Linked DNA regions of Homo sapiens: regions 1, 2 and 4 are each linked to region 3. A link is an interaction called in ENCODE POLR2A ChIA-PET data of the cell type or tissue named here. Cell type or tissue: PC-9. All regions are shown on one strand. Links, peaks and the distances in the headings refer to the core of each region. The heading gives the core; the rest is flanking DNA.

The links. ChIA-PET counts read pairs that join two places held together with the same protein. Peaks named below come from ENCODE experiments on the same cell type or tissue, not always from the same donor. Only the 100,000 strongest peaks of a DNase experiment are listed, where the experiment ranks them.
Region 1: POLR2A ChIA-PET joins it to region 3 with 7 read pairs; 3 of 35 experiments call an interaction of 5 or more read pairs at or near these places.
Region 2: POLR2A ChIA-PET joins it to region 3 with 31 read pairs; 1 of 35 experiments calls an interaction of 5 or more read pairs at or near these places.
Region 4: POLR2A ChIA-PET joins it to region 3 with 9 read pairs; 3 of 35 experiments call an interaction of 5 or more read pairs at or near these places.

What each region holds. Positions count from the first base shown.
Region 1 is chr5:177,296,859-177,300,858 of GRCh38, reverse strand. It overlaps NSD1 (nuclear receptor binding SET domain protein 1), which reads right to left. Exons shown (of 23, transcript NM_022455.5): 23 at 646-4,000. Among named protein-coding and RNA genes, the nearest start is that of RAB24, 4.9 kb to the left of the region's middle. RefSeq lists a silencer at 279-472 and an enhancer at 380-489. In PC-9, for the core only: no CTCF peak of the experiment used is centred there; no DNase peak of the experiment used is centred there; H3K27ac peaks cover 609 bases.
Region 2 is chr5:178,143,705-178,149,128 of GRCh38, reverse strand. RMND5B (required for meiotic nuclear division 5 homolog B) reads right to left here. Exons shown (of 11, transcript NM_022762.5): 6 at 5,402-5,424; 7 at 5,021-5,187; 8 at 2,850-3,015; 9 at 1,494-1,596; 10 at 1,246-1,400; 11 at 1-1,160. The coding sequence ends at 1,097. Among named protein-coding and RNA genes, the nearest start is that of NHP2, 7.5 kb to the left of the region's middle. RefSeq lists enhancers at 2,413-2,462, 2,583-2,692, 2,787-3,081. In PC-9, for the core only: CTCF peaks have their summits at 2,693 and 2,904 (motif pointing right); a DNase peak (open chromatin) is centred at 2,578; H3K4me3 peaks cover 339 bases; H3K27ac peaks cover 2,689 bases.
Region 3 is chr5:177,192,615-177,196,614 of GRCh38, reverse strand. All of the region lies in intron 3 of NSD1 (nuclear receptor binding SET domain protein 1), which reads right to left. Among named protein-coding and RNA genes, the nearest start is that of NSD1, 61 kb to the right of the region's middle. In PC-9, for the core only: no CTCF peak of the experiment used is centred there; a DNase peak (open chromatin) is centred at 2,154; H3K27ac peaks cover 744 bases.
Region 4 is chr5:177,524,139-177,529,562 of GRCh38, reverse strand. FAM193B (family with sequence similarity 193 member B) reads left to right here. Exons shown (of 9, transcript NM_001190946.3): 6 at 4,358-5,378. Among named protein-coding and RNA genes, the nearest start is that of DDX41, 9.9 kb to the right of the region's middle. In PC-9, for the core only: no CTCF peak of the experiment used is centred there; no DNase peak of the experiment used is centred there.

The DNA of each region.
Region 1 (4,000 bases), core at 1-4,000, 100 kb before region 3:
TTCAGGACTAGGTCACAAAGGGAAGCAAACTCCCAAGTTTTCCCCAAAGAAGATCCAGATATTTCTGAGGAATCAGGTGTTAACTGTAAACAGGGCTGACACTTGCTGCTCAACCAGAAGGAAATTTATTGCAGCCCTTTCTGGTATGGAGGGTGTGGCCCCAGGCCAGGGGCTTTCCCTTAGTTTTATCCTTTGCCTCTGCTTTCCTGCCTTTATTTAGGCCTGGGCTGAGTCCTCTGCAGTGGCCAACACCTGCCTTGGAAAAATGTACAACTTAGCCAACATGGTCAGACTCACACTCAGAGAGTGCTTTGGTTCCACTTCCTTTTTAAAAACCAATTCCTCAAACTGCCCTTCCTTCATGAGTGATGGGGGCTTCCTGTGGAGGGAGACTGAAACTGAAACCAGCCACTCCCAACAGAGGGAGAAAGAGGCTTGGGCAGCCCTGTGGCTGCTGAGAGGAAACACACTATTCCCATGACGTGCTTGGAGGAAGGGCTTAGCTTCACAGTATCCCTGCGCCCCCCGCCCCCCACCTCGTACTATCTCTGGGGCTGGCTTCTGCTCTCACCCCAAACAATCCTCCCTCCTGTTAGACTACAACTCCCCACAGCCAATAAAACAAAACACAGGGCAAGGGCCATATATGAGTAAAGTTAAACTTTACTTTACAGTAAATTTTTTTTCTATATACAAAGAATTACAGTACATGTTTATGGGGACTCCTAACACAGGGCTCCCCTCTTTTTCACTAGGAGTTTCACTTACAGCTGACAATCTATGGGGGCGGGGGGGGGGGGGCGCGGCAAAAAAGCAATGATGGACCTTGGCTGATCCCCCCGACCCCTTTCTTAACAATATAGGTAGATGTCTATCGTCAGCTTGCCTCTTTGCCAAGACCTAGGAGGCGGCTCTGCCATGAGCTGCTGTGTGCTGCCCTCCCCACCTTCAGCACACTCATCTACACACACACAGGTAGCACCCACCTCGATGAGACCGCCTTGCTCTGGCCTGCCCCAACCCTGGAAGTTGAAAACATAGAACCATTTATTTCTGCTTCTACTCTCTGTGCCCATGTCTTGTCCACGAAACTTTGCTGAACTTCCAGGACCTTACACCTGAAGCCCCACAATAACCTGATGTTTTGAAAGCCATGGGAAAGCAGCTCTAGAGAAGGAACCACATAAGCAGAAACAGCGCATGTTAAACTCGAAACACTTCTTCCGAGGTTGTGGATTTCTAGTTTAATTCTTTCCACTTCCTTAGAAAATACTACCCTTAATCTTCATAAGCAGTAGAGGGGCTTCCATGAGTGGAAGAGGTAGAGAGGGGCAGAAGGGAGCTGAGGAAGACCCAACAACCAGAGCTCTCTAACAACCTGCTCCAGGCAGCGTGGACGGAGGCTATGGACAAGGTGGCCCCAGCCCTGAGAAACTCAATGGCCACCTTCACCTGGATATAGGATCTCTTCCACCTCTGGATTGCACTGGGCCACTCCAGGGTTGGGTGCAGGCTTCACTGAGGATCTTCCTTCTCCCCACTTTTAACAAAGCCTCAAACTTTTCTACATAAAATCTCCTCCCAAACAGGAACCCGGGTTTCTTGAGCTGCCAGTCCCTCAACCCTTGGCAGTGCTTATTTATACCGTGAAATTAGCACCATCATTACATTTTATTGTGTGTGTGTACAAAACAATGATCTATTCTTATTTCAATTTACACTATAGCAGCCTCTGGCCCTGTTGCACTGGCCCTAGGAAGCTCAGCTGAGAACTAACTGGCCATAGCCAATGACAGGCTCCCACAGCAACTACCAAGCAGTGACTTGGAATGTCTACACATGGAACTGCTCAAATGAAACTCAGCAAGAAAGGGGCTGGAGGCAGCTCCTTCTCTGCCATGATCTGAGAGAGGTTAGGACACTGGGCTCCTCTAACCTGGCTGATAAACCCCAAGAGGATGACAGTATCATTTAAAAAACCTTAGTAAAATCCACCTTATAGGGACTAAGGGTAAAACCTATCCAAGTTTCATGCTGTCCTCATTACTCCCTATGGGGGAATCTGTCAGGACTAAACTTTCTGCCATTCTGTTCTCATGAGGCAACATTAGAATTACAACCTGGGAGTCCGGCTCCAGTGAGCAGACAGTGCCGAGCCTGGGAAGGGATCAACAGGGTGTTTCATGCCCTGACCATAGTGTGGGGTGAAGGATGTAAAGAATAAAATAACTATTTTCATCAATGCTAAAGATTTGGTTCAGAAGAGGGTCAACACAGTGATTTAAGTCATCTCAAACTCAGTAACAGGGTAAAGCAGACATTTAAAAATGAGGATGTTTCTGTATCAATGACAGCTATTTTGCTATTAGACTGGGTTGGCTCCAGCAAGATAAGCAAATGAGGCTTTGAATGTAAATTTCAACATTTTTCATAATCTTTTTCTGACTTAGCAGGGCTAGATGTATTGGCTTTCTAGCTACCCATGGAGAATTTCAACTTTTGCCTTGTCCCTGGAAAAGGCCTCCTGGGGAGCTGGCTCCAAGGCAAACACTCTTGAGATCTCAATTTCCAAGCACATACCCAAATACCACCCTGCGTTAAGGACCAGAAGTTTTCTAAGATGAAAGATTTCCTTTTCACTCCAATTCACATCCCTTTGGAAAAGGGGTCTTATTACAAACTTCAGGGGACGTCCCACAGGGCTGGCAAGGCCACTCCCTCCCCACCTTCCTCCAAGAGTCACATTTCCCAACAGTTGTTGTGACTCTGCTTCTAATTGGATAGTGACTGCTTTCATGATTTTAACCATCTAGTATCACATGCTGCTACTGGTGGGCCCAATAGCTCAAATTTCTAGTTTCCAGTGGTTTTCTAGTTCCCATTCAATGGCCCTTGAAGGAAGCCCAGATGTCCATCCATTCAGATGAAGAACTGCTCCCCAAAATGGCTCAGAAGCTGTTTTCCCAGGCAGGTCTGGAACGAAGCCTCCAATGAATGGCGGAGAATGGAAAGAACCAAAATAAAACCACAAAGCAGCCAATCATGGCCCCTTTCCCTCACTCCCTCCTGTCCTGTGAGACATCTAGACTGCTGTCAAGTTGATTACCTACCAAAGCCTACTTTAGAGAAGCTACTTTAGAATCAAACTTCTCCACGGAAAATTTTTACATGGCCTGCACGCCCTCCCCCCGCCCCCCCCAAATTCACAGTTTATTTCATGAAACAAAGAGCTACGGTAATTTAACACACAACATAGTGAAAGGAGACTCTGACAGTGCAGTGCAGATACCTTTTTCTGATCACAACTACAGATGACTGGAGAGAAAAGGGCACAGGACTGGCACCAAGCAAACCCTACTCATATGACCTAAAAGATTAGGGAAAGGGACCTACTAGCTGCAGTTATATATTTATTATTCTCACACATGATAAATACTTAATATAATGAACTTTAATGTTCTCGGTGAATTTCTTTAAAAATATCTTTTTCATGGTTTAAAATTCTTTTAAAAGAAAATAAGATGCTTTACGTTTTCTCTTCCTTTTGAACAAAGAGCTTTTCCTCTTTGATGATGTGGGAAGAGAGAGAGGATGAAAGGGGAGAACTAGGCAGGTGGAATTCACAGAGGAGATTCCGAGGTCTCAGTGAAATGCAGGGATAGGCCCCTAAACTCAGGACAGCCCTGCCCAGCCTCGTCCCTCTGCCTGAGTTCAAGTGTCTCAACCTCAGAGACAGACTTTGGGAAATAAAAGCAGATTCTATTTTTAATCTTTAGATAAAGCGCAAATGCTTCTATAATAACTACTGTTCCCTCCGTGGAATTGATGGGAGTAACCTCAATAAGAACTTGAGGAAATTGGGACCAAATACAGAATCCTATTGAGAGCGTGAAAGCCATAACTAAGAGATAATGGCCAGGAGACGTTAGGGCCGGGGATGGCCTGCTGGCTAAGTTGGCAAAGCAGAGAGGTAAACATGTTGGTCTAAGGACAAAGGAGG
Region 2 (5,424 bases), core at 881-4,880, 950 kb before region 3:
GCTTATGGAAGCAATTTACCCACCCACACAGCACATTTTAAATAGGAATATGAAGCTAAAATGCATTCCCCCGAGCTCTCTTGCTTAACATAATGGCCCTAGTAACCCAATCCCTTCAAGTATTTTAGACTTGGGGCCCCTTCCTGCTGTCAGAGGCCCTGCACAGGACTCAGTATACATAACAGCCAAGTTCAGGCACCCTGGAATAAACTGGAAATAGCTTGGGCTTGAGGGTCAGATCTGGTTAAAACTCCAAGCTCTCTCCTTTCTAAGCTGTGAGCCCTGTTGTGCAAGTTACTTCATTTTCCTGAATCCCATTACACGGATTTCTCCTATGGAGTTAGTAAGATCTGGTATGGGTATATGTAAAAGCACCTTGCCCGGGGTCTGACATCTAAGCTCCCCGCAGTCAGGGATGCAAGTTGTGTTCTTCCTGCCTGGACACTGGATACCTGCTGGCCATGTTTTTGTTTGCGGCAGCCACCAGGCCGTGCCCAGTCCCTGTGTGTGGTAGACATGTGGTCATAATTTGTCAGTGAGGCTAAAGGTTGGCCAGGAGAAATGAGAAGGGCAGTAAATACATTTGTTCAAAGTTATAAAACAACGGCATTCCGTTCTAACTGGGACTATTTACAGTGGGAGATGGTACATACTGTTGAGGCTGTAGTGGGAGGAAGAGGTGGGCCACCGCTGGACACTCTTGGGCCGAGGGGCAAGGGTGGACATAGCATTGGCATGGCAGCAAGAGACTTGGCTGAGGGCAGGGGTGGAAGGATGTCTACTGCTGAAGACCAAATCCCTTGCCACTCTGTCGGTTGCTACTAAGTCAAACGCAAACAGAAACAGGAAAAGACAGCAGGAGCACAGAGGCCAGCATCTCCCTTTCCTTATGCCATGGAGCCAGGTGCCAGGCGTGGGCTGGTCCATCTCCCTCCTCAGCCTCTGCCAAAGGGCTGCTCCAGTGCTCCCCTCAGTGGAACTCCTCAGCCAGGCGCTCTGAAACCAACCACAGTCCACTGAAGTTGACCACCCTACCGAGACAGACCAAGGCTCACAGGTGAAAACCCCTTTCAACAAAATTCCTTCCAGGTAGGAATCAGAATATGATGCGTTTCCCATCTGCCGGGTTCTGCTCCATGGGACAGTAGGGACACTTCAGCCTGCAAAGGGAGGAGAACCGAGAACGTCTCAGGGGTGGCCAGTAGGAGAGCCAAGCCAAGGTGGAGTAGAGCACGGGGAACTTACTTTCCTCCATTAATGAGCTTATTGAGTGCATCTCGGGAGATAACATGGCCACAGATGAGCTTGATGGGAGGGTTGGAATCTGACGTCTGCTGGCGGAGGATGGGGCAAGCGAACACGGAGTGGTACCAGCACTTCATGCCTAGTTCAATCTCAATCTGGGAAGGGCAGCGAAGCGGGTGAGTTCCACTTCCTGTCATGGCTGTCCTCCCCAGTACCTCTTGCCCACGATTCCCCAGACCAGGCCTCACCGGTAACTCGTCCTTGTGATTCCAGACCCCAGTGCACTGCCGCTGCTCAATCACAGCCTTGATGTTCATCAACACAGGCAGCGCCACACAGCCAGAGGCAAAGCTGCAGACAAGGAACAGGGGCTAGAGTGGCTCAGATCACAGCAGACAGGCAAAAAGGGCCAGCGCGCCATGCTTCAGCATGGACCTTGAGACAGGGCTCTAAAATGGTGCACGGTCAAATCGGTCCTCAAAGATCCCTCACATTGTTCATAAGATGTCACATATGTACTTATGTATGTCTGACTCTACAGACTCATTCTAATGCACCCCAAAATTTGAGAACCTACAGGGAAGACTTCCTATAGCTCTAGGGGCAGATATCTGCTCATCCTAATGACTGAAAAGTCCTTGGTGTGACTAGGGAACAGTGAGCAGTTCCAAAGGGCCCCAGCCTGCCTGTAGGACGTACCCTGCTGTGTAGTCATAACACATCTTTATAATGGTGGCTATCAACTAGGCCGCCTAACAAATGGAGGTTGGGGTTCCCTTCTCGTGACAGTTGCATGGGGAAGGGAGCCTACTGGCTGGAACCTCAGGTGCTGAATACCCCACAGTGCACAGGGTAGTCCTGCGCAACAGAATCATCCTAAGGTGCTGATGTTGTTCTTGCTGGGAAATGACGTTCTATAAACTGAGTCCATGGTAACAAATCAGATGAGCGTAGAATCAGTCCACTATATTGAGGTGCTGTACTCAGACACCATCAACAGTCTAAATACACAGTGACAGCTGTCCACTGTGGCGGAGTGTGTGGCTCTGGGGTCAGGTTCAAGTGCCCATTATTCCCTGCGAGGCCTTGGGCAAGTGCGTGCACATCTTGGGCCTCCATTTCCTCATCTGTAGAAGGAGGATAACGTGGCTCTCCCTCCCAGGGTTGCTGGGAGCTCTGAGGGAGGTGTCAGCAGCAGTGCTGAATACATATTACTCAACCACTCACATCTCCCCTGAAGGCAAGTGGTGTTTAAGACATTAGGTCATGAGGAAGGCGGGCTGCAGAGGGGCGTGGGTTAGCTGGGAAGGTCTTGCAATGATCCAGGGTGAGGTGCAAGAGAGGCAGGGACCTCATTCAGGAGACCTTACAAAATGGGAACCTTGACCATGCCACTGACCTCATGGTGACCTCGGGCCATAACTCTTCCTAGTCTCAGTTTAACTGTAAAAACAGGTAATTCCTCTCCTGAAGAATGACTAAGAAAGCCAGTTTCGGTCTCTGAAAGCACCGAGCACTGTTCCTGGCACATGGCAGGGCCTTGGCAAATGATGATTACCTCTCTACCCTCCCACCTGTGCTGCCCTCACAGGGCTGGGTTGTACCTGACGCTAAGGGGGGACTCCACAGAAAGCCCCAGCAGGGAACAGGCGTCCCGGGTAAAGGTCTCACAGATCTCTGCCCAGTGGCTGCTGTCCAGCAGGTGGCAGTAGGGTGACTTCTCCAAGCCCAGCCGCAGGTACACCAGGCTGCCCATCATCACCTGGATCTCTACAAGGCAACCAGAGGGGGCAGCTCAGGGGGTGCAGGGCTCTGGGTCCACCCCCAAGCGGGCAGCAGGACTGTGCAGCACAGCACAATATGCTGAGCCCGGTGGCTCCCAAGCCCCTGAGGAGACTGAGCAGGGATGAAAATGCCCTCAGGCAAATTTGACTGTAAAATCCACTGGGGAGGTGGAGGTCCAGGCTGCTTCTGCAGGATGAGAACAGGCATTACTAACACAGAATCAGGAATGAGGACAGTTCTTTTCCAGTTCTCTTTCCTCCCCCACTGCATCAAGGATCAAATAAGTCCTCAGGTTGGCACTGGTGTCTCCACACTAATCTCCATTTAGAGCAACCCCAGGTTAAGAGCTTTCAACAGGCAGCAGTATCTAGCTAAAACTTCAGTCATGTTTTGGGGCCGGGCGTGGTGGCTCATGCCTATAATCCCAGCACTTTGGGAGGCCAAGGTGGGTGCATCACATGAGGCCAGGAGTTTGAGGCCAGCCTGGCCAACATGGTGAAACCCCGTCTCTAATAAAAAATATATAAAGTTAGCCAGACGTGGTTGTGGTGTCAGGCACTTGTTTTTTTTGGTGTGTGTGTTTTTTGTGTGTTTTTTTTTTTTTTTGAGACAGAGTCTCGCTCTGTCGCCAGGCTGGAGTGCTGGAGGGCAGTGGCACAATCTCGGTTCACTGCAGCCTCCGCTTCCCGGGTTCAAGTGATTATCCTACCTCAGCCTCCCGGGTAGCTGGGACTACAGGTGCCCGCCACCACGCCCGGCTAATTTTTCATATTTTTAGTAGAGATGGGGTTTCACCATGTTGGCCAGGATGGTCTCGATCTCTTGACCTCATGATCCACCCGCCTCAGCCTCCCAAAGTGCTGGGATTACAGGTGTGAGCCATCATGCCCGGCCGGTGTCAGGCATTTGTAATCCCAGCTACTCGGGAGGCTGAGGCAGGAGAATCGCTTGAACCTGGGAGGTGGAGGTTGCAGTGAGCCGGGATCACACCACTTACTGCACTCCAGCCTGGGCAACAGAGTGAGACTTTGTCTCAAAAATAAATAATAAATCATGGCTTGGTTTTCATATTTATTTTGAGATAAAATTTAAAATAATAAATATGAGGTGGAACTAAAAAAACAAGTTAGTACAGGTTACTACTTGTAAGCATAGGTGAGACTCAGATTCCAGGTTTGGAAATTCTAGCATGACAGGAAGAGTGCTCAACTGAGTCTTTTTTATTTTATTTTTTGTAGAGATGGGAGCAGGGGCAGGGGTTCCCCATGTTGCCAAGGCTGGTCTCCAGCTCAAGTGATCCGCCCTTTGCTTTGGCCTCCCAAAGTGCTGCAATTACAGGCATGAGCCATCGCACCCAGACAAGTCTTTTTTTTTTTTTCTGAGACGGAGTCTCACTCTGTCACCCAGGCTGGAGTGCAGTGGCGCGATCAAGCTCCGCCTCCCGGGTTCATGCCATTCTCCTGCTTCAGCCTAGTAGCTGGGACTACAAACGCCCGCCACAACGCCCAGCTAATTTTTTTTGTATTTTTAGTAGAGATGGGGTTTTACCATGTTAGCCAAGATGGACCTCATGATCCGCCCACCTCGGCCTCCCAAAATATTGGGATTACAGGCGTGAGCCACCGTGCCTGGCCTTTTTTTTTTTCTTAAAGGACTTTTCCATAGGCCACACAGGTCAGGGAGGCATACGAGGCAGAACAGGTGGGACGGGCATGGCATGCTCTAAATGAGTGTGGTGTGGCGCATAGCAGGCACGAGGACCCTGGGTGGTCTGCGCTGAAGCTATAAACTAAAGGTATGGCAGATGTGAGAGAGGAGGAGTCTAGAGTTCATCCTGGACACGAGGGGTCAGAGAAGTTTCTAGTTGGGGAGAGGCATCTGTGTAACAGACAGCCCCACATGGGTGCAGGGACTGGCAGCCTGATGTAACCTACCACATCCAGACATGTGTCAGGCCAGGCAGCACAACCCCAGCTGCCTGGGCACTCACCCCGCTGGTGCAGCCGAGCAAAGGGCTGGAAGTGCCGAGCATAGCTGAGGGCCTCCAGCTGCTTCGCGGGGCCTCCTGCCAAGAGGCGGATGAAGTGCAGTCGGTGCAGCTTGAACTCCAGGGAGCTGTTGAGTTCCAGCAGGCGCTGCCTGTGGGAGACGGCCCATCTGGGAAGAAAGGGGCCAGTTTAGTGTAGAGCTGGTGGGGGCTAGGACCTGAGAGCCAGCACCTGAGAGGAGGGCCCCAAAAGCCTGTGTGAGGCTCTTGAGACAGGGCTGCAGGCAAGTCAAGTACATCTGGGTGAAATGAAGACCACAGTCAAGCCCTGTGCCCTGAGAGGTCGAAGCAGAATGCTGCTGGCCCACCCAAGGGCCTCCTTACTCCAACGCAGGACCCAGGTCTTG
Region 3 (4,000 bases), core at 1-4,000:
TTCTCTCAGTAAATGACGATCTATTCAGCCATCCAGTGATGAAGCTAAAAACGTGGGAGCCATCCTATGATATGGAAACCTGAGAACTGAAAGCCTCAGGACTTCATTCTCCCTCAGTCAACATTATCCAATGCATTACTACATCAGATGCATTTTACCTCCTCATCTGTTTTTATTTTCTATTCGCAATTTTCATCACACCATAATCACTAATAATGACTTAACTGTCTCTTTTTACTTATTTGTGGTCCCCTTCTAACACATGTTCAACAATCCAGCCACAGTGAACTTTTAAAATGAACAGATCAGAGCATGGCGGCTCCTGCTAAACACTTTTTAATTATATACATTGTTTCTGAGATAAAAATAACAAAATTTTTTAACAAAGTCAACAAGGCACTGAACACTTTGTCCCATATCTACTTCCCAGCCTCATACTGTGCCACCCTCCCTTACTCTGTGAGCTGCAGATTCCTGGAACCATCTTCTTCTCTCTTCCCTAGTTAACTCCCAACTCATCCTCTCAAGTAACAGATCAGAGATAACTTTATTAGCAAACACCACTGATGAAGAGTCCAGGTCAGTTATCCCTGTTATATCACTGAATAGGCATCAAAATTGTTCCTTGGACAGACTTCTCAGTTAAGTAATAATGCATTTGATTATTTTCTGGTGTCTTGTCCCTTATACTAGATTCTAATTTCTCATGAGAGCAAGCAGTATAGATGTATGGCCCAATAATGAATCCCAAAACCTAGCACAGTACTCAATCTATACAAGGTATTTACTATTTGTCAAATAAATAGCATGGACTCAACTAGTATGCATAAGAAACACTATAAATAGGCTGAGTGCGGTAGCTCCTGTCAGTAATCCCAAGTACTTTGGGAGGCCGAGGCGGGCAGATCGCTTGAGCCCAGGAGTTTCAGACCAGCCTGGGCAACAAGGCAAAACCCTGTCTCTACAAAAAAATTAAAAACTAAGCCAGGCATAGTGGCGAATGCCTGTAGCCCCAGCTGCTTGGAAGGCACAGGAGGGAAGATCGCTTGACCCTGGGAAGCTATGGCTGCAATGAGTCATGATCACGCCACTGCATTCTAGCCTGGGCAATAGAACGAGACCCTCAATCAAAAGAGAGACGAGGAGAGAGAGAGAGAGAGACACCCTAATGAGTAAGAAACCAGCAGTCATAGGGACAGGGAGGTTAGAAAAGAAGGACTCAGAGTTTTCTAGTAGTAGAATTTAAATATCCAGACAGGTCACAAAGGATAAGGTATCAACATTTTTTTTGAATTAAAGAGAAAGTGTCTCATTGTATTGCCAAGGCTGGTCTCAAACTCCTAGGCTCAAGTGATCCTCCCACCTCGGACTCCCAAAGTGCTGGGATTATAGGCATGAGCTACCGTGTCTGGTCAAGGTATTAAATTTTTAACACACTAAGTTATTTTCTTCTTTTGAGACAGAGTCTCGCTCTGTCACCCAGGCTGTAGTGCAGTAGTGTGATCTTGGATCACGGCAACCTCCACATCCCGGGCTCAAGCAATTCTTCTGCCTCAGCCTCCCCAGTAGCTGGGATTGTAGGAGCATGCCAACACACCTGGCTAATTTTTGTATTTTTAGTAAACACAGGGTTTCACCATGTCAGCCAGACTGGTCTCGAACTCCTGACCTCAGGTGATCTGCCCGCCTTAGCCTCCCAAAGTGCTGGAATTACAGGTGTGAGCCACTGCGCCCAGACACAAAACCTAGTACTGTGCTAGGTTCTGGCACCTGTAGTCCCAGGTACTCGGGAGGCTGAGGCAGGAGAATGGTGTGAACCCAGGAGGTGGAGCTTGCAGTGAGCCGAGATTGTGCCACTGCACTCCAACCTGGGAGACAGAGCAAGGCTCTGCCTCAAAAAAAAAAAAAAAAAAAAAAAAAGACACTAAAATTTATAAAGGTTTTTGGGCACCTCATTATTCAAAATATAAAATCAAATCCAGGAATTCTACTTTGGAGAAATCATCCTTTTTAAAAAAAAAAAAAAAAAAAAAAAGAGGCATGGTGACTCACACATGTAATTCCAGCACTCCGGAAGGCCAAGGTGGGAGGATCCCTTATTAAGCTCAGGATTTCAAGACCAGCCTGGGTAATATATGGAGACACTATCTCCACCCAAAAAAAAAAAAAAAAAGCCATGTGTGGTGGCACACGTCTGTGCTCCCAGCTATTCCAGCTATTCCAGCTATTCAGGATGCTGAGGTTGGATGACTGTTTGAGCCCTGGAGATCAAGGCTTCAGTGAGGCGTTGTTATGCCATTACACTCCAGCCTAGGCAACAGAATGAGATCCTGTCTCAGAAAAATAAACAAATACATAAATAATAAAAATATGAAAAAAATCTCCACAAAGTGGAAAAGGCAAGCTGCAAAATATACAATGTTCTGTTTGTGATAAAGGAAAGACGTGGAAGATGACTAAGAAGTATGTATTTACTCATGTAAATAAAAATATAATTTATATGAAAAAACATTATGTATATAAAAATATATTAATATCAGCCAGGTGTGGTGGCTCACGCCTGTAATCCAAACACTTTGGGAGGCCAAGACCTGTGGTTCACTTGAGGTCAGGAGTTTGAGACCAGCCTGGCCAACATGGTGAAACCCCGTCTCTACTAAAATACAAAAATTAGCTGGGCATGGTGGCACGCACCTGTAATCCCAGCTACTCTGGAGGCTGAGGCAGGAGGAGAATTGCTTGAACCCGGGAGGCAGAGGTTGCAGTGAGCCGAAATTGCGCCACTGCACTCCAACGTACGTGACAGAGCAAGATTCCGTCTCAAAACAAAACAACAACAACAACAACAAAAATTAATATCAATTGGTTGCCTGTTGAAAGGAGTGAAGAATGTGGCGGATCACAGCAAAGCAGAGAGTAAGCTGATTTTTCTGAATCTCACCAACATCTGACTTTCAGAAACTAAAATACATATATTAAAACTAAAATAAAATCACTACCATCCTAACAGAAAAAAGGACAGCTCAAATCAAGTTTCAGGCCAGGTGCAGTGGCTCACACCTGTAATCCCAACACTTTGGGAGGCTGAGGAAGGAGGATCACCTGAGGTCAGGAGTTCAAGACCAGCCTGGCCAACATGGTGAAACCCCATCTCTACTAAAAATACAAAAATTGGCCCGGCACGGTGGCTCACGCTTGTAATCCCAGCATTTTGTAAGGCCGAGGCAGGCAGATCACGAGGTCAAGAGATCAAGACCATCCTGGTTAACACGGTGAAATCCCGTCTCTACTAAAAATACCAAAAAAATTAGCCAGGCATGGTGGCGGACGCCTGTAGTCCCAGCTACTCGGGAGGCTGAGGCAGGAGAATGGCATGAACCCAGCAGGCAGAGCTTGCAGTGAGCCGAGATCACGCCACTGCACTCCAGCCTGGGAGACAGAGCAGAAATTCTTCTCTAAAATAAAATAAAATAAAAATAAATCAAGTTTCAGCCCCATCCTTTAGAGTAATTTAAAACTAAGGTACCTAAGATTCAAACACAACAATCAACTGAAAAACAAACAATAGCATTTAAAGGAAATACTCCAAATTAAAATTTTAAACTTCAAAATTATTAATAAACATTTACAATTGTTTCAGCTTTTATATTATAAAAAATGATACAAACCTGATTAAAGTAGAAATACGTAAATATACTAAAAGGTGATTCCGGACAATGTAAACATTAGAAAAATGGCCTAACACCTTCCTGGCATCAACAGAATAATTGAGAATGTTTAAATCAGCCGGGCACAGTGGCTCACGCCTGTAATCCCCATACTTTGGGAGTCTAAGGCGGGCGGATCACCTCATCTCAGGAGTTCAAGACCAGCCTGGCCAACATGGTGAAACCCCGTCTCTACTAAAAATACAAAAATTAGGCCTGGTGCAGGGCTCATGCCTGTAATCTCAGCACTTTGGGAGGCCAAGGCAGGCAGATCGCCTGAGGTCGGGAGCTCG
Region 4 (5,424 bases), core at 710-4,709, 330 kb before region 3:
TGCTCACTCATCCCACACTGCACAGCTCCTGTCTGGCAGGCCCAGGCAGAACCAGGCAGCCCTGCCTTTCCAGACTTAGTCGTGGGGCTGCAGGCAGGGACAGACACACAGTGGCAGCGTGATGCATCAAGTGATTATGGTCATTATCTCTGTAGACAGCAGCCTCCTCCCTTGTCTCCTTCCACCTCCTGGACTTCACAGTCTGGCTCTCCACCAAAGCCCAGCTGCTCCTTCTCTCCCGCCTCAGGAAATGGAAAGAGCTCAGTGTCTCTCTGCTCCCTTCTCCCACTGCCAGCCCGTGACACTCTCACCTTGTCTTTGTGTCTTCTGTCTACACGAAGGTGAGAGAGTCATGGGCTGACAGTGGGAGAAGGGAGCAGAGAGACACCCTGCTTCTTAAAAACTGCACCCCTGGCTCTGTCATCTGTGACCTCCTGCCACTCCTCCACATCCACTGAAGACTCTCCTGCCCCGTTCTCTTCTTCCCAGGTCAATCCGTTTCTCACTCACTTGAATGGAGTAAGCATTGCTAAGTATTGGTAGGAGGGCAGGCAAATTGACCCATCACTCACTCACTCACTCACCAGTACTCAATTCCTTGTCCCGCTGTCTTTCCTTCAGACCCACTCAGAAACACTGCAGCCCTGGGTTCCACCCCAGCCTGGCTCTCCCTTTCTACAGCTCAAGAAAAGCACATGAGTGAATCTGTGGCAGCCAGCCACGTGGGCTCCCGATTGCCGAGTTCCCGTGTCGCCAGGCGGGCCTCTCATGGTTCCCTGGGCTTCCTGTACCTTAGCACGTCCATTCCCCACAGTCCTTCTGTCAGGCCTCCAGTCTTCTCAAACCGCTAGGCCTTCCGAGCCCACACCTTATTTTTTGGCAAATAGCCTCACTTTTTATTTCAATGAGGAAAAAAGCCATTATACAGGGATTCTCCCACTGTTTTGCCATTCCCACCTGCAAACATACTTTCTTCCTTGTCATGAGAGTCACCCTTTTCCCGCCTAAGGCCTGTGCGGTACTTTCTTGACCCCTCAGCCCAGCAGCAGGCTCCTGGTCTAGCTTAGCCTCTCCTCCATGCTGTTCCCGTCCACATTTCATTGTGTCCACCATTCTCTTTTTTGGAAGCAAACTGCTCCTTGAGCCTGTTACCTCTCTCTCAACCCCTCCCCAGCCTCTTTCCTCTCATCACAGCCACACTTCTTGAAAAATGATGTCTGCATTCACTGTCTTCCCTTCCACCCATTAGCTCATTGCAGGCGGTTTTCTACCCACACCCTCTCCAGAGTCACCGGTGACTTTTTTGTTGCCAAATCCATCCTCCTCTGCTGTTCCTATCGTGTTAGTCCACTAGAGAATATCTGGCATTTGTGTTTGTCCTTTTCACACATTGTCTTTGGGCTCCTCTGTCCTCAGCCAGGCAGGAAAGGGCAAGGGGAGTGCCATGTTCTCCAGATGTCTTGCCTGCCCCTCTGACGTCCTTTCTGTCTCCTTTGTGAGCTCCTCGTCCTCCACTTGACCCTCCTTCATGGGGACATCTCCCTGGGAAAGAGATGCCATCTAGAAACAGCCCAATAGTGTTTCCTCCCCACCCTGTACATCCACGTCTCCAACTGCTACTGGACACCTCCTTGTGGACGTCCCACAGGTATCTCAGACTCTGCACATCCAAAGTTCAGCTTGTTGTCTTTCTCCGAACAGGCCTGCTTTCCCTTCTCTGTTGTCTGTCTAGTCAATGGCACCGCCTCCCACCCTGTTGCCTGAGCCGGAGCACTGGGCGCCCGCCTGGGGAGTGCATCATAGTGACCTGGAATAGCATGCCTGGAACTGGATCTCAGTTTGACACTTGGCTCTGCCACACTTGCTGTATGACATTGGGCAAATCACTTAACCTCTAAGCCTCAGTTTCTTCATCCATAAAATGAGAATAACAGAACCTAAGTCGTAGATTGTTGCAGGGATGAAATGGAGCGATGCATGGAAAGGTTAGGCAGAGTGCCTGGCACATGTGAGTTCTCAGGCAGTGGGGCTGCTGTGGCAGCCATAGTGGCCATCAATGTTTCTCTGACTTTTCTCATTCTGTCTCCCTACCCAGCACCAAAAGCCCTATCCATGCCACATCGCTGATAGCTCAGACCAGTCCACCGCTCTCCACCCTACTGCCACTACCTTAAAAGCCATCAGTGGCTGGACATTGCCCTCGGGCACAAACACTGTAGGGCCTGCAGGGCCCTTCACGATCAGCCCCTGCCAGCTTTATCTCTCAGCCTCTCCTTTCTGACCTTCCTGCCCACCTGCCCCACCCAACCCCCACATCCCCCAAAAAATCTGGGCTACAGCTATACCTCTGAATGATTTGCATTCCCAGAAGATACTGAGCTTTCCCATTTCCAGCCTTTCCACTTGCTATTCCTTCTCTCTAGAAAATGCTTGTCTCACTGCCTCCGGGATGATTCCACTCCCCATTCTGTGCTCAGTGCAGATCCTCCCACCTCCAGGAAGCACTCCCTGGTGAACCAGTCTGTGTTGGGAGCATCTCCTCTAGATTCCCAGATCACCCCGTGCTTTCTTCCATGCAGCACTTGTCACTGTCACTCTGAATTCAACAGGCTGTTTGCTGTTGTCTCCCTCAGCAGACTGAAGTCAGCGAGGCAGAGAATGTCTCACGTACGCTAAACTCACAGGGCCTGGCCTGCTGCCTCACAGCCTCAATGGTCGGTAAATGGTTGTCAGATGGAATTGAGAAACATAGGAACTTCTGAAGATCAGGCCTGGGTGTATTGTCCTGGCTCTGCCACTTCCTAGCCACCTCCTCCTCCTGTTCTTTCCAAAGTCGAGGTTTCTCACCTATAAGCAGAGGGTCATGATGCAGCAAAGACAGTGGCGAGGATTAAAGGAGACATCTATGGGAAGTGCTGACGGTACAGAGCAGAAAGTGTGTGTTTCTGTGCTTTCTCCTCTGGCTTCCAGAGTGTATATGGTTCCATATCATTCCCTCCACACCAGCAGTTGTCAAACTTTTTTTTTTTTAGCAGCCAAACTTTTCTGTGAAATCTGTGTGGTGCTGGGGGAGCGAGGTGAAGGGCCCTTGGTCCTCGTTGGTCCAACCCAGGGCCTCTGAGCCCTACTCACAGCTAGAAATGCTGCTGCAGCTGCTGCAGACCAAGCTGCTCCCTGAGGGCCACGAAGCCCAGCCCCACCTTCGCACATGGGAAAGGACCCCACACAGACTCTCAGCTGTCCTCATACTGACCCTGGAATGTAGAGATGCCTCTTCTTCCTAATTTACAAATAGGAAAAGTAAGGTTCAGAGAGAATAAGTGATTTGTCCAAGGTCCCACAGAACAATTGACTGTAGTCCATTGTGGAGCCAGGGTTCACAAAAGATAAGTGCCTGCTGGGACGCAGGGTCACCCTCTGTACATTGACTCCGAGGTGGTAGCAAGCCCTGGTTTCTCTCACCAGCTGCCCTTTCATGTTTCTCTTCCTCCATTCCCAAATCAGCTGGAAGTACAGGAGGCAGTGGGAGTCAATGGCGCCAGGCGCACCACAGCAACCTCCTTCCCGAGGGTTTTTTATCTGCCGCCTGTCTCCCTCTAAAGGCATCGTTGGCCTTGAGGTGGGATGGAGAGGTTGGGGTGACTGAGATCCCACAGACTTTCATTTTGATTCCCTAGATCCAGATCTGTCAAAGCCAACTGGCAGGGCCTGGCCTCTCTGAGCCTTCCAGGCCTCACCTGGGCAAAGGAGCAGCTCTCACATCTTGCTGTGTAGGCCAGTGTGTTTGTCCATGGTATGCCATTGGGCACACTCTAGGTGTGACCTTGATTACTTGAGACCAAATGTGCAGCAAGTGGCCTCTCTACGGGAACACCGCCCTCTTTGGTAACACCCAGACATAGCATCAGGAAGGCACATGCCCTCCCAACCAGAGTAATCTCATCTACCCCCACACCTGCCTCCTGTAAGACCCCGTGATGGCATGGCTTTTTCCCCACCACCCGTAGGGGTGGAGAGAATGCCTCTCTAGTAGTGGTCTTCACATGCATCCCCACTTTGGCTTTACTCCGGAATTATTGTCCCCATTTTGCAGATTAGTCCACTGAAACTGAGGCTCTGGGTGAACAAGCTGTAAAAACCCTACCCTCTGTGGGTGTGACTACCCCTGCCCCCAGGACATGTACCTGTCTGGCTGCAGTTTGCCCTCACTCCTGCAGGGTGGGTAAGCAGGCTAGGATTTTAAGGCTTTGCTTCCAGCAAGTTAGTGGCAAAGCTGGGCCCCAGGCTGATGGGTCAGGTATCACATTGTGCCTGGCAGTTGACAGCCTCCTGCTAAAACTGCCTCTTGCCTTGGCAGGAAAAGGAGAAGGCCCAGTTGGCAGCAGAAGCTCTAAAGCAGGCAAATCGTGTTTCTGGAAGCCGGGAGCCAAGGCCTGCCAGGGAGAGGCTCTTGGAGTGGCCCGACCGGGAACTGGATCGGGTCAACAGCTTCCTGAGCAGCCGTCTGCAGGAGATCAAAAACACTGTCAAAGACTCCATCCGTGCCAGCTTCAGTGTGTGTGAGCTCAGCATGGACAGCAATGGCTTCTCTAAGGAGGGGGCTGCTGAGCCTGAGCCTCAGAGTCTACCCCCCTCAAACCTCAGTGGCTCCTCAGAGCAGCAGCCTGACATCAACCTTGACCTGTCCCCTTTGACTTTGGGCTCCCCTCAGAACCACACGTTACAAGCTCCAGGCGAGCCAGCCCCACCATGGGCAGAAATGAGAGGCCCCCACCCACCATGGACAGAGGTGAGGGGGCCCCCTCCCGGTATCGTCCCCGAGAACGGGCTCGTGAGGAGACTCAACACCGTGCCCAACCTATCCCGGGTGATCTGGGTCAAGACACCCAAGCCGGGCTACCCCAGCTCCGAGGAGCCAAGCTCAAAGGAAGTTCCCAGTTGCAAGCAGGAGCTGCCTGAGCCTGTGTCCTCAGGTGGGAAGCCACAGAAGGGCAAGAGGCAGGGCAGTCAGGCCAAGAAGAGCGAGGCAAGCCCAGCCCCCCGGCCCCCAGCCAGCCTAGAGGTTCCCAGTGCCAAGGGCCAGGTCGCTGGCCCCAAGCAGCCAGGCAGGGTCCTAGAGCTTCCCAAAGTAGGCAGCTGTGCTGAGGCTGGAGAGGGGAGCCGGGGGAGCCGGCCAGGACCAGGTTGGGCTGGCAGTCCCAAAACTGAGAAGGAGAAGGGCAGCTCCTGGCGAAACTGGCCAGGCGAGGCCAAGGCACGGCCTCAGGAGCAGGAGTCTGTGCAGCCCTCAGGCCCAGCAAGGCCACAGAGCTTGCCCCAGGGCAAGGGCCGCAGCCGCCGGAGCCGCAACAAGCAGGAGAAGCCAGCCTCCTCCTTGGGTGAGTGCACCAGGAACTGAGCGGCTGACCCCCTACCCCAGCCAGT